Regions from separate parts of the Homo sapiens genome. Here regions 1, 2 and 4 are each linked to region 3. A link is a loop called in an ENCODE intact Hi-C map of the cell type or tissue named here. Cell type or tissue: K562. All regions are shown on one strand. Links, peaks and the distances in the headings refer to the core of each region. The heading gives the core; the rest is flanking DNA.

The links. Peaks named below come from ENCODE experiments on the same cell type or tissue, not always from the same donor. Only the 100,000 strongest peaks of a DNase experiment are listed, where the experiment ranks them.
Region 1: it touches region 3 in a loop (2.9-fold over the local background); 6 of 110 quality-filtered maps call a loop at or near these places.
Region 2: a loop joins it to region 3, with 8 times the contacts of the local background. A loop is called at or near these places in 4 of 110 quality-filtered maps.
Region 4: it touches region 3 in a loop (2.9-fold over the local background); 2 of 110 quality-filtered maps call a loop at or near these places.

Annotation. Positions count from the first base shown.
Region 1 is chr6:161,096,753-161,104,925 of GRCh38, reverse strand. It overlaps MAP3K4 (mitogen-activated protein kinase kinase kinase 4), which reads right to left. Exons shown (of 27, transcript NM_005922.4): 16 at 7,750-7,846; 17 at 6,499-6,648; 18 at 2,934-3,034; 19 at 2,147-2,227. Among named protein-coding and RNA genes, the nearest start is that of AGPAT4-IT1, 61 kb to the left of the region's middle. In K562, for the core only: CTCF peaks have their summits at 3,215 (motif pointing left) and 4,633; no DNase peak of the experiment used is centred there.
Region 2 is chr6:161,132,919-161,141,091 of GRCh38, reverse strand. AGPAT4 (1-acylglycerol-3-phosphate O-acyltransferase 4) reads left to right here. Exons shown (of 9, transcript NM_020133.3): 8 at 1,472-1,670; 9 at 4,458-8,173. The coding sequence ends at 4,552. LOC124901455 (a long non-coding RNA gene) reads right to left here and starts at 1,476. Exons shown (of 2, transcript XR_007059860.1): 1 at 626-1,476; 2 at 1-14. In K562, for the core only: a CTCF peak has its summit at 3,588 (motif pointing left); DNase peaks (open chromatin) are centred at 1,219 and 3,595.
Region 3 is chr6:161,350,745-161,358,917 of GRCh38, reverse strand. All of the region lies in intron 11 of PRKN (parkin RBR E3 ubiquitin protein ligase), which reads left to right. LOC124901457 (a long non-coding RNA gene) reads right to left here and starts at 5,239. Exons shown (of 2, transcript XR_007059862.1): 1 at 5,142-5,239; 2 at 3,556-4,747. RefSeq lists enhancers at 1,827-2,121, 3,764-4,264. In K562, for the core only: CTCF peaks have their summits at 5,428 and 6,807; DNase peaks (open chromatin) are centred at 5,437 and 6,857.
Region 4 is chr6:161,251,584-161,259,756 of GRCh38, reverse strand. All of the region lies in intron 1 of AGPAT4 (1-acylglycerol-3-phosphate O-acyltransferase 4), which reads left to right. Among named protein-coding and RNA genes, the nearest start is that of AGPAT4, 18 kb to the left of the region's middle. In K562, for the core only: no CTCF peak of the experiment used is centred there; DNase peaks (open chromatin) are centred at 1,864, 4,036, 4,706 and 5,175; H3K4me3 peaks cover 589 bases.

The sequences.
Region 1 (8,173 bases), core at 1,150-6,149, 250 kb after region 3:
AAAAGATTTATAATGGTCCAGTTATAATTTCTTATTACACTCATTTATTTAAAATACGGATCCAAGTTTGTTTCCTTTACCTCAATATACAACACTGCAAATCTACCCAGCACAGGGCAAGATTTTGACAGCAGTGAGGCCATGGGCTCCACTGACAAATATTTCTGAGAAACGCTTAAAAAAAAATTTCTCAAGATTCCTTTTTTTTTTTTTTTTGAGATGGAGTCTCCCTCTGTCACCAGGCTGGAGTACAGGGGCACGATCTTGGTTCACTGCAACCTCCGCCTCCTGGGTTTAAGAGATTCTTCTGCCTCGGCCTCCCAAGTAGCTGGGACTACAGGCGCGCACCACCACGTCCAGTTAATTTTGTATTCTCAGTAAAGACAGGGTTTCACCACATTGGCCAGGATGGTTTCGACCTCTTGACCTCGTGATCCACCTGCCTTGGCCTCCCAAAGTGCTGGGATTACAGGTGTGAGCCACTGTGCCTGCTTTTTTTTTTTTTTTTTTGGAAACGGAGTTTTGCTCTTGTTGCCCAGGCTAGAGTGTGATGGCGCGATCTCAGCCCACCGCAACCTCTGCCTCCTGGGTTCAAGCAATTCTTCTGCCTCAGCCTCCTGAGTAGCCGGGATTACAGGTATGTGCCATCTTGCCTGGCTAATTTTGTATTTTTAGTAGAGATGGGGTTTCTCCATGTTGGTCAGGCTGGTCTTGAACTCCTGACCTCAGGTGATCCTCCTGCCTCGGCCTTCCAAAGTGCTGGGATTACAGGCGTGAACCACCGTGCCCAGCCCTTGGTCTTTAATATGTCAATGTGAACTGTAACTCTCACAAGAGAAACATAATTCCAAGTGGTTCCCAAGTTTACTTGACCACAAAGTACTTGATTTGAAAAATATGGCAAAGACCTGGTATCCGTGGGAACTGCTGATTACATGTGAGCCACTGAAGAAACTGTCTTCCTGTCACCTGGCTCAAGCCTAGGAAAACTCCCCCACTTGAACCCTCAACACACACCTACTCTGTCACCAGGCTTGTCAGTGGTTGCACCAAAGTTGTTTCTTGCTGCCATTACCTCTTTTAAATCCCACATTAGTCCAGTATCGTATTATTTATACTGAATTTCTGCAATGGCATTTTAACCAATCTGCCCACTTTCTCCTCAATTCTGGCTAGCAGACTATACTATCTCAGCGTCTTACTCATCCCCAGCCTCCCACATCCCAAACACACCAGCTGCTCAAGAGCCTCTGGGGCTGCCCACCACCTCTGGGCAAAGCCTTCATTACTTAGGCAGTCACTGATGGCTGTCCATGATCTGATCTCCCCTCACTCTCCAGTTTCTCCTGCATTGGCATCTGCGCCCAGTGGCTCTCCCCTGTAGTCACGAGGCCTCTGGGTGCACACTTCCTTCTATTCCTTGCCTCCTGGCTTGCTGCAGACCTGCCATCCCTTCAAAGGGCCAGCCCAGTCTCCTCCCTCCACAAAATCCTTCCAGACATCTCTAGGCCTTGGAAGACAAATACTCTTCTGGTCAGTCACACAAAGTTCAAAGGGAAGCTGCCATGGAGTGCGCTAGACTTGAGACAAGTGCCTTCTGGTCCTCACCCTCTCATTTACTACCTTGGCCAAATTATTGGGCTGCTTAGAAACTATCATTTATAAAAAGAGAACATCTATTTTGCCTACTGCTCAATATTGTTGAGCAAAAAAAGACATGAAAGCATTTTATAGATCATTAAATACTAGACCAATGATTTTTCTGCTATTTGTTCTTTTGATAATATTAATCACATGCTTCGTAAGTTCTTTCCCTCAATGTCTAATTTATGAATGGTTATTTCACAAATGTTTATTATACTCCTACCATGGACAAAAAATTATGCTAAGTTGCTTTAAGAATATAAAGATGAGTAAAACATATTATAGACCCAAAGGAGCATGTAGTTTGTTACTAGAAATAGGAAATGTACACAAACACAGTACATGATAGAAAGTGATGTCAGAGCTGTGAGATCACAAAATAGTAATGGAGGAGGCCTAATAATTCAGAAGCTAAATCAAGTTTTACCTGAAACTGCTCCCCTTATGTGTAATCGTGTTTTTTTTTTTTTTTTTTTTTTAACTTCAACACTCTTTCTCTCACCTTTACTCTGGCTGATTAGTGTCCGAAGTTCCCAACTTCTTCTTGTGGACCCACTTGAATCTCCTCTTGGATATGCTGGTTCTGCAGGAAGTTATTTTTATACAAATTAAGATTTATGAAATAAATATGCTTATTTGAGAACAACTGAAAGGAAAGGTAATGGTTAAAAGCAACCTGTTTGCCTTTCTGGTTATTAATTTTTAGTGTGTTTGATGTAGGTGTGAGAAACTATCTTTGCAATCAATTCTAAAAATTGCACCAACTAAGAAGTTAATGGGGTTACAGGATTTTAACTACACTCATCTTTTCACGAGTAACAGACAACAGAATACTGTGCAAAAAGTGGATTCCTTAGGGACTTCATTCAAGATGTTAGCTTCAGGAGCCCCAGCCCTACTCCAATGGAAGCAGCAATGTGGTTCCTGAGGGCTGCATTATAAATAAAACTTTCACATACGATCAACAAACACAGTGTCACTTTTGTATTTTTTAAATGAATAAAAGTATTCAACAGTTAAAATATCTAGAATAATAATATTTTTAAAGCAACAAAAGTAGACCTATAAAATGCTAACAGGGCTAAAAAGGCATCTGTATTAAAAGGCCAATGTGCTCAGCAGTAAGTCTTCTCATAAAGCTCTGTGCTTCTTACTCTTCATTCCTTTAGAAAGGACCAAAAAAAGGAATCTTCAAGGAATCCTCATAAAGGCATTAACAACAGAAACTGGTGAACTGAGACAAATGATTAGACTGGTTGTGAATGCAGCTAACACCTTAAAACACTCACCATCTCGCTCCTCCGTGGGGCTTGAGTGACGACTCAGGGACCTAAACTGCAATTCAGCAGCTATGGAAGCCAATCGATCATTTTCAGGAACGCTGGAACCCCTGTTTTAATATTTTTAATAATTGAGCTATCAATTCAATAGAACTTAAAATGAAAGATCTGCGAGATTTTTCTAGAGCAATAATTCTCAACTGGGGGCAACTCTGCCTGCCAGGAACAACTCTGCCTCCAGCAATGTATTAGACACTTTTGGGAGGGTGCTACTGGCATCTAGTGGGCAGCGGAAAACGCACAGGACAGACCCACCAGAATCAGCCCCCTAAGTGAACAGCGCTGCTGTGGAGACCGTCCTCTGGAGTCTGTTAGAGCTCTAGAGTCTGGAAGGAGGGCTCCATTTTCATCTCTCCATAGCCAACACCCGAGCCTGAGAGCACCTGCCTGCATAAAACCTTGTCTTATATTAACAACAGAAATAAAAACACAACACTATTGAAATGTTACTGACATGTGAAAAGCTCCATAACTTAAGCCCAGGGTGAATAAAACTGTTATTAACCAAATCTTGCTGATCTTTAAAGTTACCATCAAATTATATTTATGTACTTAATTACATTTAAAGTACTAAAATCATTTCATGGTCCAAAAGATTCCAAATCTCTCAGTAAGAAAATGGAAGGGAATACCTAAAGGTTTCTCAAGCAGTAGCCAAGCAAAAGTGCAAAAGAGCAGGAAGCTTAATATATTAAAGAACAAAGTTAATGAGGTGCTTTTCCAGAATAAAGTGAAATGTTCAGCAACCAGAATGAACCCATAAAGAGTAAAAATTAAAACTAAATAGGGAATGTGTTAAAATTGTAATTCGAATAATCAAAGAACCTCAAATAAATATGGCATTAGTTTATTAAAGTCATTTAGTATATATTTTTAAGTGAATGGTATAATGAAGTATGGTAGCATTTATGCTCTTATTATACATTGATAGGTTGAAGGCAACATGATCTATTGCACAGACATTTACAAATTATAAAATATGCATTTTTTTCTGGTATTTCCCTAAGCCCTCAAATCTAGTATAGCACTTGTTAAGTCTGAAGTGATGGGGACATTTCTACTGCCATATAGTTCATAAAAAATTCGGCACTATCTGACGGGAAAACCACTGGTGTTGAAGTGAGGAAGCCTACTCCACTCCTAAGCAGCAACAAAGACCACTGGTGAGACCAAGAAGTCACTAAACACCTCTAATTTTTCCGATTTCCCACAAGTGAGACTAGCCAATTCCATGTCCTTAAGAGATTTTTGCACGGGTAAAAAGCAAGAACATATACTCATGAAGTGGCATATTGGGGAATGTTGAACGACTAGCTCTGGTGGGGGATGTCGGGGATGGGGAGGTGGGTTGTAGAGTTTGCCAATTTCTGTGGTATAACAACTTGCAAAATTTCTCAAACATTCGCCATCAGCTCTTGAGAGCCAGCAGGAGCAAGCCTCAGCAAGAGCACCACTGCAAAGTGTTTTTACAAACGATGATAAGATAACTTAAGCCCAGAACAGATATTTCCTAGGTCAAGTAAAATCAATTAAAAATACTTATTGAAACCTCTAGGGTCAAGTGAAGTTGAACTTTGATGTATCTGTAAGACGGGCAAGGGCTACACCCCATGGCTGTGGCAGGGATGCACACACTGGTGTCATTCTGCCTCCCCGTGGCACATTCACAAACCCACAGCTGTGTTGAGACACAAGCCCTTGGGTATGTGAAGTCTGCCTCGGGAGCAGTGGGCCGAATCCACCAGTGACTCACGGGCCCATGAACCAGGCTCACTGTGAAGGCACTGAGGCTTACGCAGGGCTTGAATGCAGGAGGGAGTCTGGTAACCACCCCACACCTCTTCACGTGGCTGTGCTCTTCTCTACCTACCATCTCACACACACAGACGGTCATAAAGTAAACGGGAATCCTGAGTAAAAAATGTCCTTCAAGATACCATGCTATGATACTATTAAAATTTCTAAACATCAACGATTGTCTAAGTATGTACAAACTTAAGATGAATACTTATGAAATGCTACTGATAAGCGTTTAAGATGAAATGCTGAAAAACTGCTTCTGCAAAGACTAAACTCCATGAAAAGGGTAACTGTAGTATTTAACTCTTATACTAAAATACACATAATGTACCACACCACCAACTTACAAATGCCTTAAAACACAGTGCATCAACCTTTAAAAAGAGGGAGGTCACTCCCTATTGTCCAGTTCGGGAGCAGTCTCATGTGAACATGGACACAGCAGGTGTGGGATGCAGGGGGCACAGGGTGGCCAATGCCCTCCTCAATTATGACTGTGTTTTAGGCCAAATCACTTCTCTTCAGTCTGTACTGTATGAATAAAGAAGACAGTTTTGGCAGCCCTCACAGGGATATAAAAGCATATATGAAGATATTTGCCATGAAAAGCTCTAAACGTAAAAACTAGGAAGCTAAATGGGAATTTGTTCAATGTTGTTAATTTTTTTAGTTGACTGCTTAAGCTGTAAAATGCTTTGGTACTTTTTAGGTTATAGACATTTCTCACTAAAATTTAGAAGTATTAATTATTTTAATGAGTGAAATGACTGCAAATATTTGTAGAAATTTTAGACTGTTACTAAAGTAAGTGTAAAAACATTTTAGTCTGTTTTAAAATCTAAAGCCAGGCATCATCTTCCTGTTAACTCTACTATTTTCTCCTCGGGGCTGAACACAGAGCCCTGGGTTCTATCAGAAGTTGATCTTTTTAGATCACATACCCCCAATCTACATAGTTTGGTTTGACTTGCATTGGAAGATGGGAATACTGACAGCGTTCCTCCTACTTAGGTACAAGTGTGAAATTGAGAGAGAACAACAGCTCTTCCTCCACTTAGGATAGGAGAACATGATGAAATCCTCTGCCAAAATATAACCAGAATGGGAAAACCTACAAGACCCTCCTTACTTACACAAAAGACAATGCGAGACTTAATTGTTCTGGGGCTTGCCAAGTTGTCTGAGAGTTCTCTCAAGTACTGATCTGTTCTCCATATGACATACAAACCCCATGAACTCATTTTTCCACTTCTATAAACTACTTCTAATCAACAATTATTTAAAATAGAGTATTTGGCTAGAAAACTGATCTTCCCAAAAAATAAAATGTTACCACATCAGATCATTAACTAGATGCCATCTTTTAACCACCTTGTGACTCCAGGCTCTCTCTGTGAGGCAAAATGCTCATGTCCCCTTCTGTTGTGGACCAGTCCTTTCCTATGATACTCCATCAAGTTATTCTTCGCAAAGTCTTTAGTCATTTTGGCTAATATCAGCTCCAAAGAAATACTGACATCAGACAGTTATCCATTCGTGTTGGTCAGTGCCAGAGCCTCTGGGCCGTGACAACCTGCGGAAGGCCCTAGAGCATCACTCACACGCCACAGCAAAGAAGCCCAACCACAGCCGGCACACACCCTAACACTATGGTTGCTGTGTAAGCGCATGTAAGGGGTGGTGAGGGTACGGGACACTGGTGGGGTGAGACTACCTGGTATCATGGGCACTGCTGATGGATTTGGGCAGCACAGAGTCACCACCAGAGGGGCTGGGCCGACTGGCAGCAACAGCAGCAGCAGCAGCAGCAGCAGCAGCAGCAGGGCTGCCATGGCTCCGCGCGTCGGAAGGCATGCTCCGAGTGCTAAGACAAGAAGAAAAGCTTCAGGAACACATGTGAGAAGAGGGAACGGACTTGAAAATTGTTTTCAATTAAAAATAAAATATGGCAAGGGGGTGAAATATATTTAAAAATATAAAATGCAAATTGTTCTTTGAGATTTGAGTCTAGGTGTAAAAAAGAAAAAACCTAACTTCAAAGCTTTTCTTTTTTTTGAGACAGCATCGCACCCTGTTGTCCAGGCTGGAGTGCAGTGGCGCAATCATAGCTCACTGCAGCCTTGACCTCCTGGGCTCAAGTGATCCTCCTTGCCTCAGCCTCCTGAGTAGCTGGGACTACAGGCACGGCCACCATACCCAGCTATTATCTTTGTTGTATTTTTTGTAGAGATGATGTTTTGCTACGTTGCCCAGGCTGTTCTCCTGGGCTCAAGTGATCCTCCCGCCTCGTCCTCCTAAAGTGCTGGAATTACAGGCGTGAGTCACCGCACCCCGGTCCCCTCAAAGCTTTAAAAAAAAAACAAAAAACTGTGGTCCTTATCTAGCAAATATTGTCAAATAAAATTAAACTTTTAAAAACTGATTATACAGGCGAGAGAAGGTGCTCACTACCTCAAGATGCAGAAATGCCACCACATTCAAGGCAGTTATCGTGAATGTACTATAGTTTCTGAATTCACTTAGTGTTTAAGTTGCTTTGTAATTACATATGCAGATAAAAATTGAATCTGGAAAGCTCATTCCAGTTTTTCTCCACTTTTAGTGATATTTAGTATGTTTTCAAATGTTGACTACACTATCCATATTCAAATTTGTTTTCTGAAGGTTATTTTTCAAAGGCAGGAAAGGAAAAAATGACTCCACAGCCAGAAAGCATGTAGTAGCTTGAGGTTATAAATAAGCTGAGAAACGAAGTTATCTTGAAAGGCACAGGTCTGTTTTAAATTTGCATGTCTTTTTCTTTTGCGACTAAAGGTTTCAAGATAATGCAAGTAAGAGCTTTTACGTACGAACAATGCAGAAAAGGTATTTAGCTCTCAGAGCAAGCATCTAGTAGTTTCAAAAGTATGAGCATGCATATCGGAGGGCACTCTGTAAAGCAAATGACTAGATAAGCACCAAATACCTGAATCCCTCTGGAGTGGGGATAATGAGGTGTGGGTTAGGAGGGTCACTATGGCATCGAGGTACCTTCATAGGACGGGGGCTGTTCCGATGAATGGCTGCCAGCAAAAATGGCAACAAATGCAACTTGTTAATATGGTCCACAGAAAATCATCAAACCAAACAGTCAAATGGAAAATAGAATGTCACTTATTCTGGCCAATGACCAAGGTAAGTCCATTTATATAAGTAAAAAATAATATTACATATACAAATATTATGGAAAATGTCACTTTTTAAAAGTCAGTAAAGCCCTATTATATATTAACAGTTTTCTCCATCAAAAAACATTTTTAAAAATCCTGGAGTAAAACATACATAATGTAAGCTAAACAAATGATTTAACCCATTTTAGAGATACATGAAAATGTGGTATCTCCCTAATA
Region 2 (8,173 bases), core at 1,205-6,204, 220 kb after region 3:
TGATTCAGTACACCCTGAATGAAAAAGAAGAAAAGTATGAGATACTTTAGACTTTTCTATCTCAAGTTGTTAAAGGAAAATATTCAGCATTTAAGTAGTATAAGTTTCAATTATAAGGAAGCTCATTTTCCAGAAAACTCGACTCCTTAGAGAACTGGGACATTACTAGGCTAGTTCATGGGACACAAACTGGGCCTCACTGTGACCCACACCCATTTTTGTGTGGCGTGCATGCTATCGGCCACGTGCAGCTTTTACAATAGCTGAGGCAGCTGCCCACCATACAACCTGGGCAATTCCCTGTGGCTGCCTGGTTCAGCTCTGCTCCCTGCAGGCAGCTTCTGCCCTGGCCCCTCCTCACGGCCAGGACCTGCCCTTAGACGGGCCAGCGGGCATCCTGGTGCCACAGCTCCTTGTTCCCCCCAGGTCCTGGCTCAGCTCAGCTCCCAGCCGCTTGAGCACGCCTGCTGACCTGGGTTCCTGGGTCCCTCCCTTGTGTTCAGCAGCTCCTTGCGGCTGAGCCCCAGTCCCTGAGCGGGAGCTCCGTGACATGAGACACCCAGGGAAGAGCCACCGCGTTCTTTCGCAGTGCATTTATGTGGGGCCGTGAGTCCCCTGTTCTCACCCAGGGACTGCAAGGAGCGCCATGAGGCTCTGGAGTAACTGCCCTGCAAGCTGCTCGGTGACACACACACCCTGTGGGTGGATGTGGATGAGTACATGGTTCCCACTAAGGATCTGCTTAGTGGAAGGACATGAGCCTGTTTGTTTACCTTTCACACGGTCTAACAATCACTTAGAAGAGTCACCCTGGACACCCAGTCCTGAGTGTGCTGTCACCTCTGAGAGCCACACCCAGCAGCCCTCCAGCCCTTTGTCATTCATGATGCCTTGAATCACGGCCCTCAGAGCCCTCCAGTGGCAAACAGGGTGGTAGGTGCGGGTGGGCTGCCCGAGGTGAACTGGCTGTGGAGGCCGGGAAGGCGGGGCATGTGCCGGGCCGGGCTGGGCGAGCTCCTCCTGACTGCGGGCCAGGTCTCCACCGAGTGTCCCCTGCGGGCAGCTTCGGCGCAGCATCCACTCCATTCTCCCGCCGACCTATCGTGGAAGGCACTGCTGCCCCATTAGACAGACTGGGGCCTGGGCTCAGGGATGCAGGTGCCTGCCCACAGAGGGTGGATCCTAGCCCAGGCTGGCCTGGCGCCAGGGTTCATGCTCCACGCCCTGCACTCAGTGACAGCTGCAGCGGCCCCACCACTCCCAGTGTCCCTGTGGGAGGGGCGGCCAGATGCAGCTTTGAGAAGACAGCAGCTGCCTACAAAGTGCTTTCTGGAAGGAGCTGCAGACCCCAGTTCTGCCGAGCCCCGGTGGCACCTGTGTATCTCTGCGATTCCCTTGGAAGCAGGGCCTCGGGAGGGACCTGCCACCGAGCCCCGTGTGGCGTCTGAGGGTCCTCTTTCCTGTCCCCCAGGATGCCTTTCAGGAGGAGTACTACAGGACGGGCACCTTCCCAGAGACGCCCATGGTGCCCCCCCGGCGGCCCTGGACCCTCGTGAACTGGCTGTTTTGGGCCTCGCTGGTGCTCTACCCTTTCTTCCAGTTCCTGGTCAGCATGATCAGGAGCGGGTCTTCCCTGACGCTGGCCAGCTTCATCCTCGTCTTCTTTGTGGGTGAGTGGAGGGCAAGGGGCTGGTGGGTGCTGACAGCACCACCCTGGGAGAGGTGGCATCAGGGCTGGGACGAAGGCCATCTGTATAGGCAGTTGTGCCGTGGATGAGGAGCAGGCTCAGCTTGCAATCACAGGGAAAGATTAGACTTCAGGATGAGTGCGAGGCCCTCGAATACCAGGCCTGGGACCCCCTCCGCAGCCTGGACGGTCCAGCCTCCCACCTGGGGCTGGATTCCACACGTTCCCTGTTGGGTGGTGATGCAGCTGCCACTTCACTCCCCGACAGCTGGGAGTGCTCCCTCCCTGTCCTCCGCAGACAGCTCTGCTCATTGGCATCATTTCCTGCTTCTGAAGAAAGCCCTGTGCTGGAGCCTGGCGGGGACGGATGGGCAGCTCCCTGCCTTCCTCTGGGGGCGCCTGTGGCTTCTCCTTTGCTGCAGGTGGATGACACTGAGTGGAGACACTCGGCGACAGAGCTTTTCATGGGTCTGCGCTGGCTCCAGGTGACCGGTATTCTCGGGCTACTGCTGCTTCTTGGTGGCAAGCCCCTGTGCACCCTGCTCCTTGCCTCTGGCGGGGCAGCCTGTCGTGCCTGCTTCCTGCCCTGTGAACAGCAGGTCCGTGCTTCCTGGAGCCAAGGAAGACTTTGGGGTTTCCCTGTGAAAGGCCCTGTCTCCCCAAGCCTGGCGTCCTCTGAGGCTTTGGAGAGCCCGGGAGAGACGGCACATTGTCCAAGCACACAGAGATCACGTGCTTCTTCCAAATGGACAGGACTCAGTTATTTTCTGTCAAACACAAAGATGCAGTATGCTCACTATAAAAGGCCCAAGCAATAGACAAGCGCAGAAAATGGAAAGTGTGTCAGGAGACCATTCCCATTGAGCCCACTTCCCAGATAATCGTTAATGACAATTTGATGCACGTGGTGGTTCCAGTCTCAAGCATATGTGCATCTATAAACCCGTATCAGTGGAGTTTCTTCAGCTCGCCTTTTCACCTAATGAATCATAACCACCAAAACAGGTCACAGCACATAAACCTAGCTCATTCATTCTGACTGAGCCAACCAATGCTGCAGCATATGGGTGCAGTAGACAAGCTGGCTCCTGTTCCTCAAATAGACCCTACTATACAGTCTTTTGAAAGATTAAGATGTATTTTAGTGTTAAAAATTAAAATATTAAAACAACACCCACACCGTGTAAGGGAAAAAAATAAGAGGTTGGAGAAGAAAGCACCTCATCTCCTTAAGGCAGGTCCAGGGGCACCCCCATGCCCCGCCATGCTGAGGCTGGCCAAGGGTCCGGGGCAGCTGCAGGTGCCAGGGCCCCTGGTAGGGCGGGGGCAAGCTCAACCCTTCTGCTTCAATAGCAGGCAACAGCAAGGCACACACACACCCACGCCGTCTTGGAGAGGGGCCCCTTCAGGATGAAGGCTGCAGACAGGGCCACCCAGCTGTGTAGCGAGTACCAAAAAAAGAAGCCTGAGCACTGCCCAGGGTGCAGTGTGGACACAGGGCGTCTCCAGGAGCATCTGAGGGGTGCAGTATGGACACAGGGAGTCTTCAGGAGCATCTGAGGGGTGCAGTGTGGACACAGGGAGTCTTCAGGAGCATCTGAGGGGTGCAGTGTGGACACAGGGAGTCTTCAGGAGCATCTGAGGGGTGCAGTGTGGACACGGCGTCTCCAGGAGCATCTGAGGAGCTGACTGCCGTGCCCCATTACTCTGAGCCTGCGCCTGACTGCATTCTTCCCTGAAGGACTTTGTGTTTGTGTTCTTTACTCCTCTTCCAAGGCCACACGGTCCACGTTTTACTCACTTCTTTCTGCTCTACAATAACTCCACTCTCACTGTTACTGTTACGCTCCATGCAGGAGCCCTCCAGTTTGTAAATGACCCATGGGAGATGCGTGCCTCCTGCTGGCTGGGCTGGATTCGCCCATCCCAGGCTCTTGCATCCATGTCCCAGTTAGTTTATCGACCGCGATGCTAATGCTAGATAATCCTGTGCATCATGATTTGGGGGATTTCATTCACTTATTCGTCTATCCATTCTTAAGCATGTATTATAAATGGACTGTTTTCCAAGCCCCATGCCCAGTGCTGAGCACATCAAATGATTAAGTCTTGGGCCCTGCACCCAAGGACCTCACCACATCTGCCCGCTCCAGAGGGTGTAGTTGAAATTGCAACTTCTGAGCATTAGGCCCTGCTTTCCAGCTTCCTATATTAAACTGGGCTCCCACGAGGGTCCTGCCCATTCTCTGGTGTAGGCAAATCCTGCCGTCAGAGGAGAGGGCGGGGATTTTCTCACTGCTCTAACGCTTGCACCAAAAGCAGTGCTGAAACGTGTTGGGCACTCGATACTCGAGCTCTTGCGTCTTCCAGGCTCCTGGTCTGTTCTTTATAAAACTTCGCTGAACATGCCCTGTTAACTTCCTGTCCCTTATTCACAAAAGAATCCTCTTTACCTGGGGGTCAGCAGAGGAAGCCAGGGATTTCTCTGAGTCCCTGCGAACGGCTGTGCATGGCTTGCCAAATCATTCACCTTCAGGGTCCAAGGAGGAAAACCCCCACCAGAGCAGCCTTGCTTTGTCTTAATGTCACATGGATGTCCACACTCAAGGATGATTGTAAAGCCGGCAGGATGATGGCACCTCAAACCCGCCAGCCAGCTCTGAGCTGGCGCTTGTGATTTGCGGCCACGGGCCTTCTCACTTGCTCTGTGGGAAAACGGCCCTGTAGTCTGTTTGGGCTACTCCTAACTCTGCTCTCCTTGTCTCTGCAGCCTCCGTGGGAGTTCGATGGATGATTGGTGTGACGGAAATTGACAAGGGCTCTGCCTACGGCAACTCTGACAGCAAGCAGAAACTGAATGACTGACTCAGGGAGGTGTCACCATCCGAAGGGAACCTTGGGGAACTGGTGGCCTCTGCATATCCTCCTTAGTGGGACACGGTGACAAAGGCTGGGTGAGCCCCTGCTGGGCACGGCGGAAGTCACGACCTCTCCAGCCAGGGAGTCTGGTCTCAAGGCCGGATGGGGAGGAAGATGTTTTGTAATCTTTTTTTCCCCATGTGCTTTAGTGGGCTTTGGTTTTCTTTTTGTGCGAGTGTGTGTGAGAATGGCTGTGTGGTGAGTGTGAACTTTGTTCTGTGATCATAGAAAGGGTATTTTAGGCTGCAGGGGAGGGCAGGGCTGGGGACCGAAGGGGACAAGTTCCCCTTTCATCCTTTGGTGCTGAGTTTTCTGTAACCCTTGGTTGCCAGAGATAAAGTGAAAAGTGCTTTAGGTGAGATGACTAAATTATGCCTCCAAGAAAAAAAAATTAAAGTGCTTTTCTGGGTCATCTGTGGTGTATGTTGACATGGACCGCTGCCCCTCCATCCTGCCCTTGCCCGTGGCTTTGGTGTTTCAGATCCTACTCACGGGAGGCAGCTGCCGCGGAGGTGTGGGCAGCTGAGAGGGGTGGGCAGGCCAGCACAGCTCCTGGCAGGAGACACAGGTCCAGGAGCCCGTGAGCATTTGTGAGAGCAGAGATGGCAAGCACGTGCGTGGAGACCAACGAAGCGTGTCCCTGGCACACAGCAAGGGAGAGTTTCGCTCGGTCTCTGCAGTGCAGTCTCCTGGCGTAAGTCTTGAAGATGGACCCAACTCCCTGAAGAAATGGATCTTGAAATTGAACACAAACATCATGAACGTACAGCCTGGGCATTCTGCAGTGATTTGTGAGATGAGCTTGCATCGACTGTTCCTCTCAGCAGTGACAGCCAAAGTCACCCCTGATAAAATGCAGTTTCACTTTATAAAATGCCTCGCCCCTTCCCAGCATGTAGAGCTTGTCTGCAGCCCTAAAGGAGCCAGGTCCTGCTCTGATGAGGGTCAAATCAGAGCCGACATCCCATGTACAAAAAACCCCCAGGCTTCTGCCTTCCTTCCGGGCTCCTGTCTGCTCCCATTTTACTCCACGGAATAGTTCTGCCCTGTAGCATCTCCAGCGGCCTTTGCAGACTGCTGTCAGCCAACAGGTGCCAAAAATGCAAAAGAAGAAGAAACTAAAAGCAGTGCTATTTTTGCAGAACAAATGCTAGCTATTAAATCATCTTAGGCCAAGACACCAATGGCACTTGGACCGATAGGTATTTGGAGCATGAGTTAGGAAGGATATGTCTTTCTCCAGGTGCGCAGCTGAAAGTTGCTGAGAAAAGCTGCCTGTGTTGCTGTGGTAACATGAGAAGGAATGAACAGCTCTATACAAAAACTGGCCACACATTATAAGGCCTATTCTATGCAGTTATGTTTTTGGCTATTTGCTCATTTAGTCATTGTTTATCAACCAAACTAGGTAAGCCAAGGAGTTACAAGACAGCTCTAGAGAAGCTCCCTCTGCTTACAGGACAATAATGCATTGTTTGTTTGTTGATACAAATGAATTATTTGAATCCACAGAAGTGAAAAAGGGAAAAAATCCTGGCTGACTTGTGGGAAGAGCGTACTGCAGAGCCTAGGGCCTGAGTTAACTCGCTGGCGGCCCTGCAGGCAGGCTTGATGGGAGCGCCCAGCACATCTGCCCACCCTGCACAGGGCATGAAGCACCGTGTGCAGAGATCTGTGGGCAAAAGCCCAGGACGTGACCTTAGGCAAGAGGGGTCCTTGGAGAAGTGGAGGTGTGCATGGTGTGTAGCCTTGCGTGTCTGTGAGCACGCCCTAGTGGACCTGCGCCTGGATTATCGGGCCAGTCTCTCGGAGGGGTCCGTGATGCTGAGTTACGCCATTCACCTGAACTCTGCAGCTCATCGGCTGTAGGATTTGGGTGAGACACTTTTCCTTGCTGACTCATTTCCCCATCTGCAAAATGGGGGTGACGATATCTACCTCTTGGGGTGTGTCAAGGGTAAAAGAGCACACTTTAAGAATCCTAAAGCACTAAGCCAAGGATGAAAGACTAGAAAGCTGCCTCTATGTTGCTACTCTCAAAAATGCTCAGAAATTTTCTTGTCGTACTAAAAATGTGTTATTTTTCTCATTTTCATTCTTCCATTCAACACAGAAGTAATCTAAGTAAGTTCTAAAAACATAGATCCGGGGGCCCACAGACATTCAATTTTCTTCTGAATTGGCTCTGGTATCACACAACACACAAGCAAGCAAACAGCCTGCCTGCTAGGGCCTTGGGTTCCAGGCTGGAGGAATGCAGGCAGAAATCTCTTAGGAAATAACTAAGTGAGCGCCAAGTTTTGAATTGCCTTAGAGCCGAAAGAGAATGTGGCGTGCTGGGGAGAGATCTGGACCTCTTTCTCATCAGTCATTTGACCTGTCCACGAAGAACAATTTTGTTATGCAGCCTGGGAACCTGGTTTCCTTACACCCTGCGCCCTTAATGACACAGACAACCACGGGTACTCCTGGACGGAAGCTCATCACGCCTCCTCAAATACCTTCACCCATGTTCAGGTCACACGGAGGTCACCATCTCCTCAGCACACAACAACTGCTTTGGTTCCCAGGGTTATTTTTTCTACGAGTTGAAAACCCACGGAGCCTAAGCCATCTTTTTGTCCCCTAAGGAGAGCCCCATAGACTAAGAGCTACACTTCCTGTCTGTCTTTCCCACCTTTCCATCTCATTCTAGCTTAAAGCTTATCACGCTACTGAGAGCCTGTTCTGTAGTTCAAGGTGGCAGAGAAAAATACGAACCTTGAGTGAAATCTGGAGAGCAGTGCAGGGTCATCCCCAGACGTGACGGGCCATATCCTAGGCGACTCCTGCAGCTTATAGAAGCAGGGAATTTAATGGACTTCTTCCAGGAAAGCCAGCCCACGGGGACTCTTAAAAAGACACCAACCATTTGGAAGATGCAGCTTGAGGTCTGGGGGACTGGACTGATTCTGCCACCATATAGTGAACACGATTAATCGGGAGGAAGAAGTAAGGCACTCTGTGAGTTAGTCTACCACCCTATTGACTTTGACAGAGAGAAAACCAACTTTTTTCATATGATCACACAGTAGTACTGGAATATCTCGACTGCAATATCCTCTAAACAAATGCATGCAAAGCTTTGTAAAAGCAGCTGATGATTAAAAAAATTTTAAAACATTAGGGTTTTTCTAATATATCCATATGTGGGACAGTGATTTAAATGTCATTAATTGTCCAGCCACAACTTGTAACAGTGATGTGAAAGACACAAAAAAGGCCCCACTGGAGTGGAGGAGTGGTCTGGCTGGTCCCCAAGCAAAACAGAATGGGCTTCGCATAGGCTTTAGAACTTATTCATAAATATTGACCAAAGTGTGAAGCAAGGTATCCAGTGAAGATTCTCTAGGGTCTCTACTTCTGCTCAAGAGATTTAATCCAGCTTTCTCTAAAGCAGTGGTCCAGACTTGCCACATACTAGGTTAAAGATAAAGTGAGAAAAACAAATACTTTGGTTTGCACGTCTCTTGAGGGGCCCTAGGCTGTATGGAGGAATATTTAGAGGAATATTTGTGAGCTGCCATT
Region 3 (8,173 bases), core at 3,161-8,160:
GAGGCTGAGGCAGGAGAATGGTGTGAACCCGGGAGGCAGAGCTTGCAGTGAGCCGAGATTGCACCACTGCACTCCAGCCTGGGCGACAGAGTGAGACTCCATCTCAAAAAAAAAAAAAAAAAAAAAAAAGAGCAGAAGGCACTGATGGGATGGAAGGAAAGAGCTTCTCTAGTCTCCACCACCACTGGGTGCACTGGGAAGTGGGAGGGAAAGAACACGGAAGGGCCCTTCCCAGGAGAAGATATGTGATGGTTTGGGATAAACAGGCCTGGTATTTCGCTGACAAGGGTGTAAAGCACAGAGATTAGACAGTCTTGATCTGTAGCCCAGGCTGGGGTGCAATGGCGTAATCTCGGTTCACTGCAACCTCCACCTCCCGAGTTCAAGAGATTCTCCTGCCTCAGCTTCCCAAGTAGCTGGGACTACAGGTGTACGCAACACACCCAGCTAATTTTTATATTTTTTAGTAGAGACGGGATTTCACTATATGTCGGCCAGGCTGGTCTCGAACTCCTGACCTCAGGTGATCTACCCGCCTTGGCCTCCCAAAGCCAAGCTGGGATTACGGGTGTGAGCCACTGTGCCCGGCCTTAATTTTTGTTTGTTTTGTTTTTTAATAATAATTCTCAAGGTTGGTGAGGACATCATAAGTTAGCGTAACTTTTCTGGAAACCACTTTGGCAATACCTATATAAAGACTTTATATTATTTGACCCAATAATTCTACCTTTGAAAATCTATCCTAAAGGACTAACCTGAAATATATAATAGGCAAACACACCCACACCCCCACACACATTTTAGGAAAAAAGGTGCCAACTGCAGCATTATTTATATTAGCGTAAACTGAAAATCATCGAAGTGTCTAAAGGCCTCAGTATGAGAAAGATTGGTTTATTTTGTGATAAATCGGTGGTAAAGCTTCACACAGCCCGGCACTGCAGTGTTGCAGGAGTTAGGACTCTGCCATGGACTGTGGCTGTGTGAGCACCAGTTTGCTCGTTCATAAGATGGGTTTCAATGGGACTTCCTCACAGCATGGGCAGGAGGAGTAACAGAGACGGTGCATCAAACACGCTCCGTGAGACGTGCTCTGATTCGTGTGGATGAAGGTTATGAAGGCATGGCGGAAAGGTTTACATCCATCCTCAGTGAGAAATCAGAATTTCAAAGCAAGTGGCACATATGTCTGTTTTGAAACAAATGTGTGTGTGGGAAAAAATAGAATCAGAAGAAAAAGACTGGAAACAAGATGTTACCATGTCATAGTGAGTAGCTCTAGGCATAACAGGACCAAAGAGGACTTTATTTCTTTTTATGCTTTTCTGTAATAAACATGTGTGACGTATAACCTTAGAAAATTAGTAAAAATCAGCCAGGTCTCTGTCTGCAGTGGGGAGGGAAAGGGGATCCTTAAACACCCACCCATGTTCCCACTTCTGGCAGGCGTCACAGGCACGGCAGGTGGAGAATTTACCCAGCAGGTCTGGGGTCCATGCCTTAGTGGCCTCCTCGGTAGCCCAGACTCTGGTGGTGGCAGTTTGCAAGATAAGAAGTGGTCAGCGAGGCTGGGAGTGGTGGCTCACACCGGTAATCCCAGCACTTTGGGAGGCCAAGGCAGGCGGATCACCTGAGGTCAGGAGTTCGAGACCAGCCTGGCCAACATGGCGAAACCCCGTCTCCACTAAAAATAGAAAAGTTAGCTGGGCATGGTGGTACATGCCTGTAGTCCCAACTGCTTGGGAACCTGAGGCAGGAGAATTACTTGAACCTGGGAGGCGGAATTTGCAGTGAGCTGAGATCATGCCATTGCACTCCAGCCTGAGTGACAGAGCAAGACTCTGTCTCAAAAAAAAAAAAAAAAAAAAAGGAAGTGGTCAGCGAACCTGGACCTGTTGCTTTCTGTTTCTCTCCTCCGTGGTTGTTTGGTTCAGCACTTACTGTCGGCTTGTGGGGACACCTGAGACACTTCACCTTTGTGACACATAACATACAGCCCAGTCTTGTGGCCTTAAATACTATCCACATACTGATGGCTCCCAAATCTACACCCCACCCTCATCTCGCCCCTCGGTCCGACTCCAATAGCCAGCTGCTTCCTTAGTGTCTCCACTGATTGTTCAATGGACAGCTCAAATTTCACAAAGCAGAGTGCTAGCTGCTCCTAGAAAACCTTTTCCTCTAGGGTGCACCCCACCTCAGTCAACAGCACCGCCCAGTTCCTCAAGCCGCTAAGCTAAAGCTCATCCTTCATTCCATGCTCTTCCTCACCCTGCATTCAATCCCCGGTCACCACGGCCTTCCCCGTGCTCTGATCCAGCGTCTGCCCACCTCTGACTCCACGTCCCCAGCCAGTGCCCTGCTTGCCCGCCTCCTCTTCCAAGCACAGCTTCCCAAAAGGGCTCTCGCCTCCACTCTCGCATATTTATGATCCGTCCTCTACATAGACGTGTAGACTTCTCAAAGGCCATGTCAGTCCTGCCCTTCCCCCCGGGGGTCCCCACTGACATTGCAACCACACAGTCCCGCTCCTCTCCCCAGGACGCTTCTGTGTCGTCACTGCCCATGGCTGGCTCCTTCCTGTCCTTCAGATCTTACCCCAGCTGACCTCTTCTCAGTCAGACCGCCCCTTACCACCCTGCCAAAGACCCCTGCCCTCCTGTTGGGGGGCACTGTCAACACCATCCCATCTCTCGAGGGGGAGGCACTGCCATTCCCTCTGCAGGGGGCCTGCCTGTGGATGGCCTTGAGCCCTCTGGGAAATCACCTCTGCCAAGACAATTAGTTCTGGCTCCCTCCCCTTCCCCGGAGAGCTCATGTCCCATGACTACTGGTTGGTCATAATACCCAACCCACTAACGAAATTCAGGACCACCCTGAGAGCTGCCCCATCCCCAGAGCTCCTGGACGTCAGCTCAGGCCTCTTAGGCTGTGCCCGAGCTGGGCTTCTCCTCTGCCCAGTCTGCCCTCCTCCCTTTCCATCTCAGTGTCTGCTTCCCCCTTTACCCAACGAGTCCCACCCACCAGTTTAATAATAATTTCATAGCACCACTTCCTTCCCAGATCATTGCTTAATTTGTTCATTTACATGTTCCCCATCTGTCGCTCTTTAGAACATAAGCCGGTGAGATCAGGGACCTTGACCGTCTAGGCTCCAATCCCAGAAGAGAGCCCGGACAAAAAATATTTGCTGAATTAAAACTTAGCTTGTAGGCCGGGCGTGGTGACTCACGCCTGTAATCCCAGCACTTTGGGAGGCCGAGGCTGGCAGATCGCTTGAGTTCAAGAATTCAGGACCAGCCTGACTAACATGGTGAAACCCTGTCTCTAGTAAAAATACAAAAAAAAAATAGCTAGGTGTGGTGGCAGGCACCTGTGATCCCAGCTACTCGGGAGGCCGAGACACAAGAATTGGTTGAACCCAGGAGGTGGAGGTTGCAGTGAGCCAAGATTGCACCATTGCACTTCGGCCTGGGTGACACAGTGAGACTCCGTCTCAAAAAGAATAAATAAAACACAAACACACAAAAACTTAGCTTGTAAAGTTTAGAGATATACACATAAACCGATCTTTTTAATAAAATAACATAGAGGAAGCAAGCTATCAGGGCACACAGACCCGGAGGAGGAGGCTTCCTGGAAGAGATGATACCAGCCAAGAATTGAAGAATGAGCAGATATGAGCAAGGCAAGGAAGAGCAGGAGGAGGCGTCCTAGGCCCCAGGACTGCATGAGCAAAGACACCGGGTGTGCGCGCGCCGGTGTGCGGAGGCAGCCCCTGCTGCTCGTGTTCCAGGCACCGCACGCAGGAGCCTCAGCTGAAGCAGTAGGTAGGATGCAGAATTGAGGTCCCTGAATGGCAGGTTTGGGGCTTGGACTTGATCCTGTGAGGCAGGCAGATATTCTAGGATGAGAAGCAGGAAAATTATTCATCGGATCTGCCCTGGACTCAGAACATGCTGGCAGCCTCCAAAGATGGAGTTGTAGGAGTCAAATGGTTCGTGACTGTAGGAAAGTTTCTCCCTGTCGGGCTATTTCTTGGAAATATTGTGATGTACTATAAATGAAAGCACTAATTTTTTACCTCCAAATTTTTAACTTACAAACAGAAAAGCTGAGACTTGAAGCTTATTAGCGATGGCCTAAACTGTTTAAAAGTGCATCACTGTAACCGAAACCGACATAGCCTCTATGACCAAGGATGTTACCTGGTTGTCACCAAGGTTCGTGGCCTGTTACATACTCAGCTGTGTTTCAGGAATGCCCTTCCTCCCTCAGAGAAGCTGAAATGAGAATGCGAGGAATTTCCATTTTAAGCACAGGCTAAACCCTGGTACTTTCTCCTATAATCCACTCCAGTCTCCAGAAATTTCTTCACTTCCATCTCAAGCAGATGAAATTCTGGCTCCATTCCCTGACTGAGTGTGTGCTTCTCCTCAAATGTGCCTTCAGGTTGTTCAGGGACTTCCACGCTCTCATTAAATCTAGTGGAAGAATTGCTGGCCGGAGCCACGATGTCGACTGCCCGGCGTAGGCTGAGCTTTTCATGGTTTGAGTGTCCATCTGCAGACAGAACTCACTACAAAGGAAGCCATATTCCCTTCATGTCTATATCCACAAATCTGCGTGAAGTTTCAGCTGCTTCCTGGATGCACTTACTTTTAAGCTGGCAAAGCTTTTAGAATTGCGGTCCTCCATGCTCCTCCATGGCCTGGGTCTAGCTCTATGGCCTTGTGTATATTAAGCCCTAGGGAGAAAAGAAAGCTAATGACGTGAATATCTTCTCTTCCCATTTCCATTCTTACTGTACCAGGCCATTGTAATTCTAGCTTCTGTACCAAGATATCATTTACAATGCTAGTATCCCAGATTCATTAAATGCTTGGTATTAATTTTTGGCATTCGGTCTAAGTGTAGAACAAACAACATGCTTCTTCTATTCTCTCATTCAATAACAACAGTCAGCACAGAAGACTTCTGTGACGGAATGTGCGGGGGTTTTTCCCCACGCACCAAGCAAGCAATCAGTTCTGCAGTGGACACCGGCTGAGTGTCCTGCTCTTCAACCCTGGCGCTGTCTACCAGGAAATAGTGTCTGATCCCTCAGGCTGGGGGCTCAGTCCCACAGGACTGCCACTCACCGGTCTCAAGTCTGGGCTTCCGGAAGTTCTGATCGACTGGCTTCAAGTTGAGATTCCCATGACTCCCTCTTTGGGTTCTGTTATTTGCTACAGTGGCTCACAGAACTCAGGGAAACACATTTACCAGTTTATTATAAAGGATATTACAAAAGATACAGATGAAGAGATGCAGAGGGCGAGGTATGGGGGAAGGGTCGCGGAGCTTCCAAGCCTTCCCTGGGTGCTCCGCCCATCAGAAACCTCCATGTGTTCAGCAACCTGGAAGCTCCCCAAACCCTGTCCTCTGGGGCCCTCTATGGAGACTTCCTGGGATAGGCACGATGGAAGCATGGACAGCCGTGTTGAAATGCGGTGGGACAGAAAGGCTTTGATCTCACGCTAAAAGATGGAGTGGGGAGACCCTGCAAGGCCTGCCGGTCTAGATTCTTCTTGGCCTCCCTGTGCAGCATTCCTTCCTCCAGGGGATGGACAGGACTCTTTCTGAAATCCGGGTCTTATAACCCACAGTCAGAACAGCTGCGGATGGTTCCAGTCCTGCCCTGGGCTGGTAAAAGGAGGGCAAGGAAAGGTCGGAGGGAGAGATTCTCTTTTCTGGCGCCTGTTTCTGAGGCCTGAATTGCCCCAACATTATGACAAAAGACTGTAACAAGAGCTATGGGAGTTATAAGCCAGGGACTGTGTATGAAAAACACATCTATCAGCCAGGCGCGGTGGCTCATGCCTGTAATCCCAGCACTTTGGGAGGCCAAGGCAGGCAGATCACGAGGTCAGGAGTTTGAGACCAGCCTGGTCAACATGGTGAAACCCCGTCTCTACTAAAAATACAAAATTTAGCCAGGCGTGGTGGCAGGTGCCTGTAATTCCAACTACTCGAGAGGCTGAGGCAGGAGAATTGCTTGAACCCGGGAGGCAGAGGTGGCAGTGAGCCCAGATCGCGCCCTGTACTCCAGCCTGGGCGACAGAGCGAGACTCCATCTCAAAAAAATAAAATAAAATAAAATAAAATATATATATATATATACACACACACACACACACACACACACACACTCTTCATACATATTTGTGTTTATATATGCTTATATATATTAAATATCACAATAGGAAAGTTTCTTACCCTTTCATTTAGAATTGCTTTAATAGTTCATTAAGTTTTAATGTATTGCTCAATAATTTTGATTGAATATATTTTACGATACATGATATAATAATGATATATTTATGATATGATAAAATATTTATGATATTTTAGAGAAACAAGTGGTTTTATAATGTCACACCATATAACATATTATTTACATCATAAATATACAACCATGCAATATGTGCTGAAAATGGCACAAACCTAAGTGGAAAGTATGAAGATAAAAGTGTTGTAAGTTTTCTCCTTTATTTTCCACAGATCTGTAATTTATGATCTTTAAAACAAGCCAGAAAGGATTAGGAAAACAGGAGATTTTGCATGTCGGCAAGTTATCTTAAAACAAATGCCTATTCCTATATATTCATAAATATTTTAAATTAGTGAAAGTTCTCATGCCAGGTTTCTAATAATAAAAGTGAGACAGCACCGAACCAATTACTTGGAAAATTTGGCAGGAAAAATCAATTAACAAGATAATTGGTAAGAGTGAGTAATGGAGCACCTTCAACGCTAGGTGGGATTCAAGCAAAGAAACTGCGTTTGCCGGGGTTTTCCAGGAAATTTGGACAGAAACAGTTCTCTGTACATCCTCATACAAATCACTTCCTCCTCCCTTCAGTTCCCCCACAGCGACTGAAGCAGGGCTGTGTGCACTCCAGAAACTCATGGAGTCTATGTTTAACAAGTGAGGGAGGTGAATAATTCCAAAATAAGTTCCAAGATAAGGGACTTTTCCTCTTATGCTGAAAATAACCTGTTCTGTGAATGACAGGACATTGGAATCACACAGACCTTGGTGAGATCATTGTCTTCACCATTTAAAAGTGCTTCACCTTGGGGAAATTCTATAGCAGAGTGATGCTCTTATCTCAAAGTGCTTTGGGAAGCAAATGAGATAATATACATAGAACACCTAGCATTATTAATTACTTCCTTTCTATCCCTCTCATCTTAATTAAAATTTTGGATAGCATTAAGGAACATATTCCCTATTAAAAATAATATGCTGGCTGGGTGCGGTAGCTCACGCCTGTAATCCCAGCACTTTGGGAGGCCGAGGCGGGAGGATGACTTGAGGTCAGGAGTTTGAGACCAGCCTGGCCAACATGGCAAAACCCTGTCTCTACGAAAAATTCAAAAATTAGCTGGGCATGTTGGTGGGCGCCTGTAATCCCAGCTACTCGGGAGGCTGAGGCCAGAGAATCACTTGAACCTGGGAGGTGGGGGTTGCAGTGAGCCAAGATCTCGCCACTGCACTCCAGCCTGGACGACAAGAGCAAAACTCCATCTCAAAAAAAAAAATAGAAATAATAATAATTACAATATGCTATCCCAGTTCCTGTTTTATGAATTTGGCCAAGCCAAGTAAGTGGCACTATAGAAAGAGCAAAAATAAATCAAAATATATTTAAATTATTATACATTATATTAGGTTATATCATCAAATTTTATCAATATATTTAAATATAAATATATTTATATATATTTTAAATATAAATATATAAAAATATATTTATATATATTTTAAATATAAATATATAAAAATATATTTATATATATTTTAAATATAAATATATAAAATATATTTATATATATTTTAAATATAAATATATAAAATATATTTATATATATTTTAAATATAAATATATAAAATATATTTATATATATTTTAAATATAAATATATAAAATATATTTATATATATTTTAAATATAAATATATAAAATATATTTATATATATTTTAAATATAAATATATAAAAATATATATATTTTAAATATAAATATATAAAAATATATATATTTTAAATATAAATATATAAAAATATATATATTTTAAATATAAATATATAAAAATATATATATTTTAAATATAAATATATAAAAATA
Region 4 (8,173 bases), core at 1,639-6,638, 98 kb after region 3:
AGGAGTTGCCCTGTTGGTAAGCTCAAGGTGCCACTCAGCCAGAGAGTCCTCCTGGGCATGTGAACTGTGCGGTGACCTGGGACCCCACAGTTGGGGTAAGGCTCTGCTCTCCCTTGTTGAAATTCTTGATAGTTTTTGAAGAAGGAACCCCACATTCTCATTTTGACCAGGCCTGGCAAATGCTGTAGCCTTTCCTGCATTGAGTATAGAGTTAGTGAGTTTTCACACGTGCTGGTAGTGTGGCACATGTGTGAAAACTCACTAACTCTAGACTCAACCAACTCCAGACCGCCCTGCAAAAGACCGGGTGGCTCTACAAAAGTCCGTGATCACCAGCAACTCAAAGCATACGCGCTGCGGACAGCCAAGGTCATATTAGGACTATCTCAGTATAGAAAGGATGATTGGTGCTGTTAAAGCTTCAGGGGTGCAGAGGTCTGTTACATGGCATTGTGACCATAACTAAGAATAATGTGTATTTAAACATTACTAAAAGAATAGATTTTAAACTTTCTCATCATAAGAAAAATAAGTATGGGAAGTGATCGATACGTTAGCGAGCTTCATTTAATCATTTCACGGTGTAAACGTATATCATAACATTATGTTGTACACCATAAATATGTACAATTTTTATTTGTCAATTGAAAAGAATTTAAGGCCGGGTACCGTGGCTCACACCTGTAATCCCAGCACTTTGGGAGGCTGAGGCGGGAGGATCACTTGAGGTCAGGAGTTTGATACCAGCCTTGCCTGTATGATGAAACCCTGTCTCTACTAAAAATACAAAAAATTAGCTGGGCCTGGTGGCGGGCGCCTGTAATCCCAGCTACTTGGGAGGCTGAGGCATGAGAATCTCTTGAACCTGGGAGTGGGGGTTGCAGTGAGCCTAGATTGTGCCACTGCACTTCCAGCCTGGGCGATAGAGTGAGACTCATTCTCCAAAAAAAAAAAAAAATTAAATGCTTGTGGTAAAATAGTCCCCAAGTCTTTCACATCTAGCCATGTGATTAAACTTTCAACCAAGTCTTGCTACAACCTAGCTTGAGTAATGACTCTCTGTGGATGGTGTTTCTGTGTTTTTTGCGGGGAGTGGGGTGGGGAGGAGAAATAAGAACCATCTCCCAACATATATAGGTGGTGAAGTCCAAAGCTGAAGTTGCCCCAGATAAGAGAACTCTCCTGTTTTCTAGGACTGTGAGAGGTTATTGCTCTCTTGTGTCAATTTTAGTTGTGTTTTTTCTTTCTGTATTTTGCTTGTCTTATGATTCAAGACATGAACATAAATATACATTTGAAAATTTCCACCAAGAGGTGGAAAAGTTTATAGATTCAGAGAAGATAACTTTGTACAAAACAAAAGTCTAAAAATGGTTGTTGGATACTCTCAGGTATTTGGAGAATCTGCCAACCCGTTTGCAGGAAATTTGTTTTCAAATGGGAAAGGATAGAACAGCCTGAAGATGGGAGTGCAGTCATTTTGAGTTACTTCCGTTATTGCAGCCAAGGGAAGTCACTTTTTAGGGAAGACAATGGACGTAGAGTTTTCATCTCTGAACTGCCACTCTCAGTCTTTGAGGTCTCATGGAGGAAAAAAAGTGTCATAAGACTGGAGATAAGTAAAATTCCTTGTTTTTAAAAGTTGAGAAGTGTAAATACTAGAACTTTCATTCTGGCACGCAGGAGTTTTTTCCTTCCAAGTGTTTTAACGTAGGAAGTAATAAATGATCCCATGGAGCCAGGATGTGTGCGCCAAAACTAAATCATGTTGAGTTAACCTCACTTATTTCATTGGTACCGTTACTGGGTGAGTCAGTTGAGAAAGTGCCAGAGCAAGGGTGATCCTGTAAAGTAAACATTTGACAGACTGCGTCACCACATCCTTGTGTATATGATGGTGACCTGGGGATTGGGACCAGATGGGTTCATAGCTAATGGAACAACAGAATAAGCTTGTATTCACTTCCATATGAAATAGAAGGTGGGACTAACGCTGTCTTTCCTTTTTTTTTCTTCTCTTTCTCCTTCTTGTCCACATTCCTTTTTAATTTCCATGAAGAAAATTAATTTAAATTGACTTCTCATATTTCAAGAACCCTTTGATCATTTTTTTGATGTTGGATTTCAGCAGTTTTAAAAACTTCTGTCTTCATTTAATTTTTTAATGGCATTACTAAGATATAATTTACATACCATAAATTCACCCATTTTAAGTGTATAGTTCAATGAGTTTTGGTAAATTTGGCGTTGTGTAACCATCACCAAAATCCAGCTTAGAACGCCTCTCTCATCCCAAAAGTCTCCTCATGCCCACAGGATCCATCCTCACATGTGTCTGTAGCTCAGACAATCAGTGATCCAGTTTCTGTGTCTGTAATTTGGCCTTTGATAGGTATTGCCTATGAGTGGGATAATTCACTATGTATTGTTCTGTGTCTGGCTCTGTTCATTTAGCATAATATGCTTGAGATCCACCCGTGGCATGCATGGAGCCGGGACTGGTTCCTTCTTGTTAGTGGTCTTCCGTCCTGTGGCTGTACCATCTCTTGCTTCTTTATTCACCGGGTGATGGATATTTGGAACATTTTAGCATTCATCTAATTTTAAGTTTACTACTTTTATCCTGATCCAAAGTTCATGTTAGAAACAAGTGCTGTTTTCATTGCCACTTTCCCCCCATCTCCAACATCTCATTTAGGGCACAGGAAAATTCTTAGTAAGGACTTAGAGGAAAAGTGAAGACCTCTGCCTCCACGCCCACTGGCTAAGGTGGCTGGTCTGCAGGGAGCTCGCAACAGGCGTCTCCAACGTGATGCCAAAGGCTGACTTTTGGGAAAGTGGAAACTCTCCCAGACCTAAAACTGGAGAAAAGGCACATCCATTCTTGATGCCTGTCTTGTGGGCTTATTCGTCTCCTAGGCAGAATGCATGAAAATTTCAGTGTTGCCAAACTGATGAACCCATTTCTTTCCCTTCAATTATTTATCTCCCCACTGATTTCATTAATTAATGAAGCTTTTGGCAATCCACCAGATTTCTTTCGGGAACGCTCTTTGTCAGTGTCGACTGTGTACAGGCTGCAGGGACCGGGGGAGCCATCAGACGCCGTCTCTGCCTCCCGAGCCTGCTTCAGGGAGGACGTGTCAGCTCCGCTGTGTGGCTATCAGAGGAAGCTGGTTTCATAGCACGAGTGTCATGTCTGTCACGTATTTCAGCCCTGGAACTTCTCCCCACATTTCATGTGAACACAGCAAATGTGTTCATCCATGACACACGGCAGAGAGCAGCGCTGGTGGTGAGGAACATCAGCAGAGTGTTTAATCTCAGCTTTTCAAAGCAGCCTCACAGGAAGGAGAACAAAATATTTGATCCACCGAAGACTTTTCCCCAATCTTAGGCACAAAGCCTAATTCTTCTAGATGGTGGCGGTCGCTGCCGTCACCATGCGTGCCTGGGGTTGATTTCCTCTTGCCTGGGAAACTTAGGGTGTTAGCCAGGTTTTCGTATCCTTCCAGCTTTGCCCATTGCCTATACTCAGGATCCAGGGTAAGGGCCAGTCCTACTTAAGGACCAGTCTCCGAGATCATTTCAGTTGAGGGGGATCTGTTTTACTTCCTGCAAGTGCTGTGGTGGGCAGTAACATCCTGCCAACCGGCCTCGCCTGGACACCTTGCTCTGCCTGGGTGAGGGTGGAGTGGCTTTTTCCTGCAGGCTGAAACTCCCTGACTCCTTTCTGCAGCTCATTTCCTTCATCTAAACAGCATGTCCCTCTATGTGTTGACATGGCTGTGTGGACTGAAGGCTGACTCTGCTTATGTTTTGTCTTCTGTGGGGCCAGTGTTTTTTTCTTTGTTTTTACATACAGCTTTATTGAGATATAATTTATATACCATAAAATTCACCCATTGCAAGTGTGCAGTGCAATGGCTTTTTGTATATTCATGGTTGTGCGACCATCACCACTATCTACTTTGAGAGCATTTTTAGCACCTCAGAGAGAAACCGTACATATCAGCAGTCACTCCCCCATCCTGCCCCCTCCAGCCCTAGACAACCACAAGTTCACTTTCTGTCTCCATGCATTGGCCTAGTCCGAACCTTTCATATAAACCGAATCGTACCATATGTGGTGTTTTGTGACGGGTTTCTTTCATATAACATGTTTTTGAGGTTCATTCATGTTGTAGCATGTATCAGTAATTAATTTATTCTTTCTTGTGGCTGGAGAATATTCCATTTTATGGATATACTGTATTGTATTTATCCACGCATCAGTTGATGAACACTGGGGCTGTTTCGGCCTTTGGCTATCGAGAGCAACGCTGCCGTGAACGTGGGTGTACAAGATTTTGTGTGGATGTGTGTTTTCATTTCTCCTGAGTAGATTCCTAGGAGTAGAGTTTCTGGGTCATATGGTAATTCTAACATCAGAAGAACTACAGCTGGATGTGTTTCATTCACTTCCCAAAATCTTTTCTGAAGCGAAAGAAGCAATGGTATTTTGCAGAGGGGTCTCGGACTTTCAAATCCAAGTTCCTTTGCTCTTTGGACCTACGTCAAGCCATTATCATAGAGCTAATGAAGGAGAACTGGATGTGTGAGGTATTACAGGGAAAGATGAAGTAGCTGGGAGCAGGGCCCTGTGGTGGTGATGATCTGGAGTTTATCACAGGGAACCAGGGCCTGTCTAGACTTAGTGTATCTTTGCTTCAGAAGGGCTGTGTAACCGTATCTGGCTCTGCAATGGCCTCGGAACGATAAGAACAGCTTGCCGGGTGTGTTCTGCAGTTTGAGGCTTTTTCTTCGCGAAGTCAGGGCTGGCTTTTGTGAGCCCAGGCGCTGGATTTCTGGAGCTCTCCAGCCTTGCCAGGATTTGCTTTCTTAGAAACCAGGAAGTCCTTTGAAGACAATGATGTGAAACCCAAACACACTGGCTTTTAGTATTGAATCCATGTTTGTTCTCTAAATTGAGTCGGTATTTACAGATCTTTGAGAATTAAATGAATGTTAAAGCTTAGAACCAAGGATTAACAGAAGAAGTTGTAAGTAGCCTCAGTAAATCTAAGGATTTGCTAACCCATGCTGCTTTCCATGAGAAGGACTGAGTGGAATGGAAGCTGGAGGGTTTGTAAGAAGGCATTTTCTCCTCGATTTCCCAATACTTAGTTATTTCTTACTGTAAGCAGAGGAGTGAAAGGACATAAAGAACATGGCCGTGAGAAAAGATCACCAGGGCCACGCGGTAGAGGCTCTATAAATATTCGCTGAACGAGTTGCCTCTAAACGTATATATGTATATGAATCACTTAATATGTTTTAGTATTTCTAATTGTTCATCTTACTTTATGCCCTCAATAGTGTTATCAGTTAGGCTGATGTGAATGACAGGAAGAAGCTGAGGATCAGAGAAGGTAGGGACCTGAGCAGGTTAGTGACCAAAGAAAATAAGTCATGACTTCCCTGAGCCTCTATTTTCTTAGCTGTACAATGGGTCCACTAGTAAGTCACAGAGCTTTTTCAATATCAAGTGACATATGTTAACATACTCATGTGATCTTAAAAAATGCAGTAGAAAAGTTTTTCTTTTTTTAAAAAAAGTTAAATATATTGACCAAGTGGTTAATACTTTTGATAGAATAATTAGAAAATACAGAGAAGCATAAAGAAGAAAATGAGTATTTCCTATTATCTCACTAACCCCAAACATCCACCTGAAGTGTGAATTGTCCAACCATTTTAAAAAGCAATTTGTTAATATATAGTAAAATCAGAGGTGTGCATGTCAGAATGAGGCAGCAGTTCCAAGTCCAGTGTTCATTACTGCATTGTCTGTAGCACTGAAAACAAATTGGGAGTAATGTGAATGTCCGCCAGTATGGGAATAGATTAATTTTGGGGTAGTCATCCAAAGCAATACTCTTTGCAATTAAAATAACTAAAACTAGATATGTAACATTTCAAAATCGCAGTGTTGAATGTAGAAAGGAGCTCACGAAAGGATTCAGACATTATAAATTGCACATTGTTTGTGAATACATATGTTAAATAATACAGTAAAAGAATAAAAACATAGAAGGAAACATGAATTTCAATCTTGGGGGGTGCAATATATTTATTTATATTACAAATAAAATATTTATAATTTTTAAAATTTAAGTAGAGAGATACATATTATTTTTGCCTTTTAAAAGTTGGATCATATTGGCTGGGTGCGGTGGCTCATGCCTGTAATCCCAGCACTTTGGGAGGCTGAGGTGGGGGGAGCAAGAGGTCAGGAGATCGAGACCATACTGGCTAACACCGTGAAACCCCGTCTCTACTAAAAATACAAAAAATTAGCTGGGCATGGTGGCGGGTGCCTGTAGTCCCAGCTACTCGGGAGGCTGAGGCAGGAGAATGGCGTGAACCTGGGAGGTGGAGCTTGCAGTGAGCAGAGATTGCGCCACTGCACTCCAGCCTGGGCAACAGCGCAAGACTCCGTCTCAAAAAAAAAAAATTAAAAAAAGTTGGATCATATCATATACATTTTTTTTTCTTTTTTTTTGAGTTGGAGTCTAGCTCTGTTACCCAGGCTGGAGTGCAGTGGCTTAATCTTGGCTCACTGCAACCTCCACCTCCGGGGTTCAAGAGATTCTCCTGCCTCAGCCTCCTGAGTAGCTGGGATTACAGGTGCCCACCACCATGCCAGCTAATTTTTGTACTTTTAGTAGAGACGGGGTTTCACCGTATTGGCCAGGATGGTCTCGATCTCCTGACCTCATGATCTGCCTGCCTTGGCCTCTCAAAGTGCTGGGATTACAGACGTGAGCCACAGCTCCCAGACTCATATACATTTTTGTAGACTCTGTATTGTAAGCATCTTTGTGTCACTAAACACACTTCCTCATTGTTTTTCCTGACCCTCCTAAGTCGTTCTGTTCTGACTTAATTGTATTTTCTTTATTTTTGAGACAGAGTCTCACTGTGTCACCCAGGCTGGAATGCAGTGGCGTGATCTTGGCTCACTGCAGCCTCAACCTCCCAGGCTCAGGTGATCCTCCCACCTCAGCCTTCTGAGTGACTGGGACCACAGATGTGCACCACCATGACCAGCTTATTTTTGTATTTTTTGTCACCATGTTGCCGAGACCAATCTCCAACTCCTGGGCTCAAGAGATCTCCCGCCTTGGCCTTACAGAGTGCTGGGACTATAGGCGTGAGCTTCTGTGCCTGTCCAATTGTATTTTCAAAGAATTCTAGAAGAAGCAAAATTGCTGAATCTTCCTTTTCAGATTTTATAATTATTTTCTATTTATTCATTTATAATTGTTCACAATTTTTTCTAATTCATTTATAATATATTTGACCCTGAAGGAGCTCATAACCTAAAAGCAAAAGCAGAATTCAAGACACACAGAATTCATCTAGTTTATGAAGGAATTCCCCAAAGTTTGGGAATTCGCAACGTGAAACTTTTATTTACTTTTACCCAAAATAACCATGAATCAAGCAAATGTCTGGGTTGGAGAGAGGACTCTCCTATTACCACTGCAAGAAACGAGTCACTGACTGCCACCCACAACCCCATGTCAGAGGCCGTAGTTTTGTCAAAGGAAGGTGGTCTCGGGGCCTCTAGAGGCCTCGTTACACCCTCTACTGCTGCACACATTCCTGTTCTGGCACTTGAGTTATAACCATTAACCCACTTATGGAACTTAGTGTTCCATTATTGGAACGCTAAGCATGTGGGAATTATTTATATCCTCCTGCTCAAGGTCATCACCAAGGTCTGATTTTTCACTCATGCAAAAATTCAAAAAATTATACTCTCCAGCATAAATGGGTTAAGAAGATAATTACAATTCCCTACCATCATAGGCCTTCCATTCCCTAATCTGTAACAGGTAATGTATCCCTTTAGAAGAATCTAAATGGCTGCTCCCCCTCTCTGCTTTTGTTCCTCCTGCAGAAACTGCCCTATAGGTAGATTTGTAAACTATCAATGCCCTTATGTGTATCAAGAGCACGTCTCCCATGTTTGAATGGGAAACGTAAGGCCCGGGAAGTGGGCTTGGCATCCACCTGGCTCCCCTCATTCCCACCTGGGAATACGTTGGCACAAATGAACTTGCAGGAGCTCTCAGGCGCAGCTTCCATCCTCCCTGCGGGTCTTTAACCAGCGGCCGGACAGGCT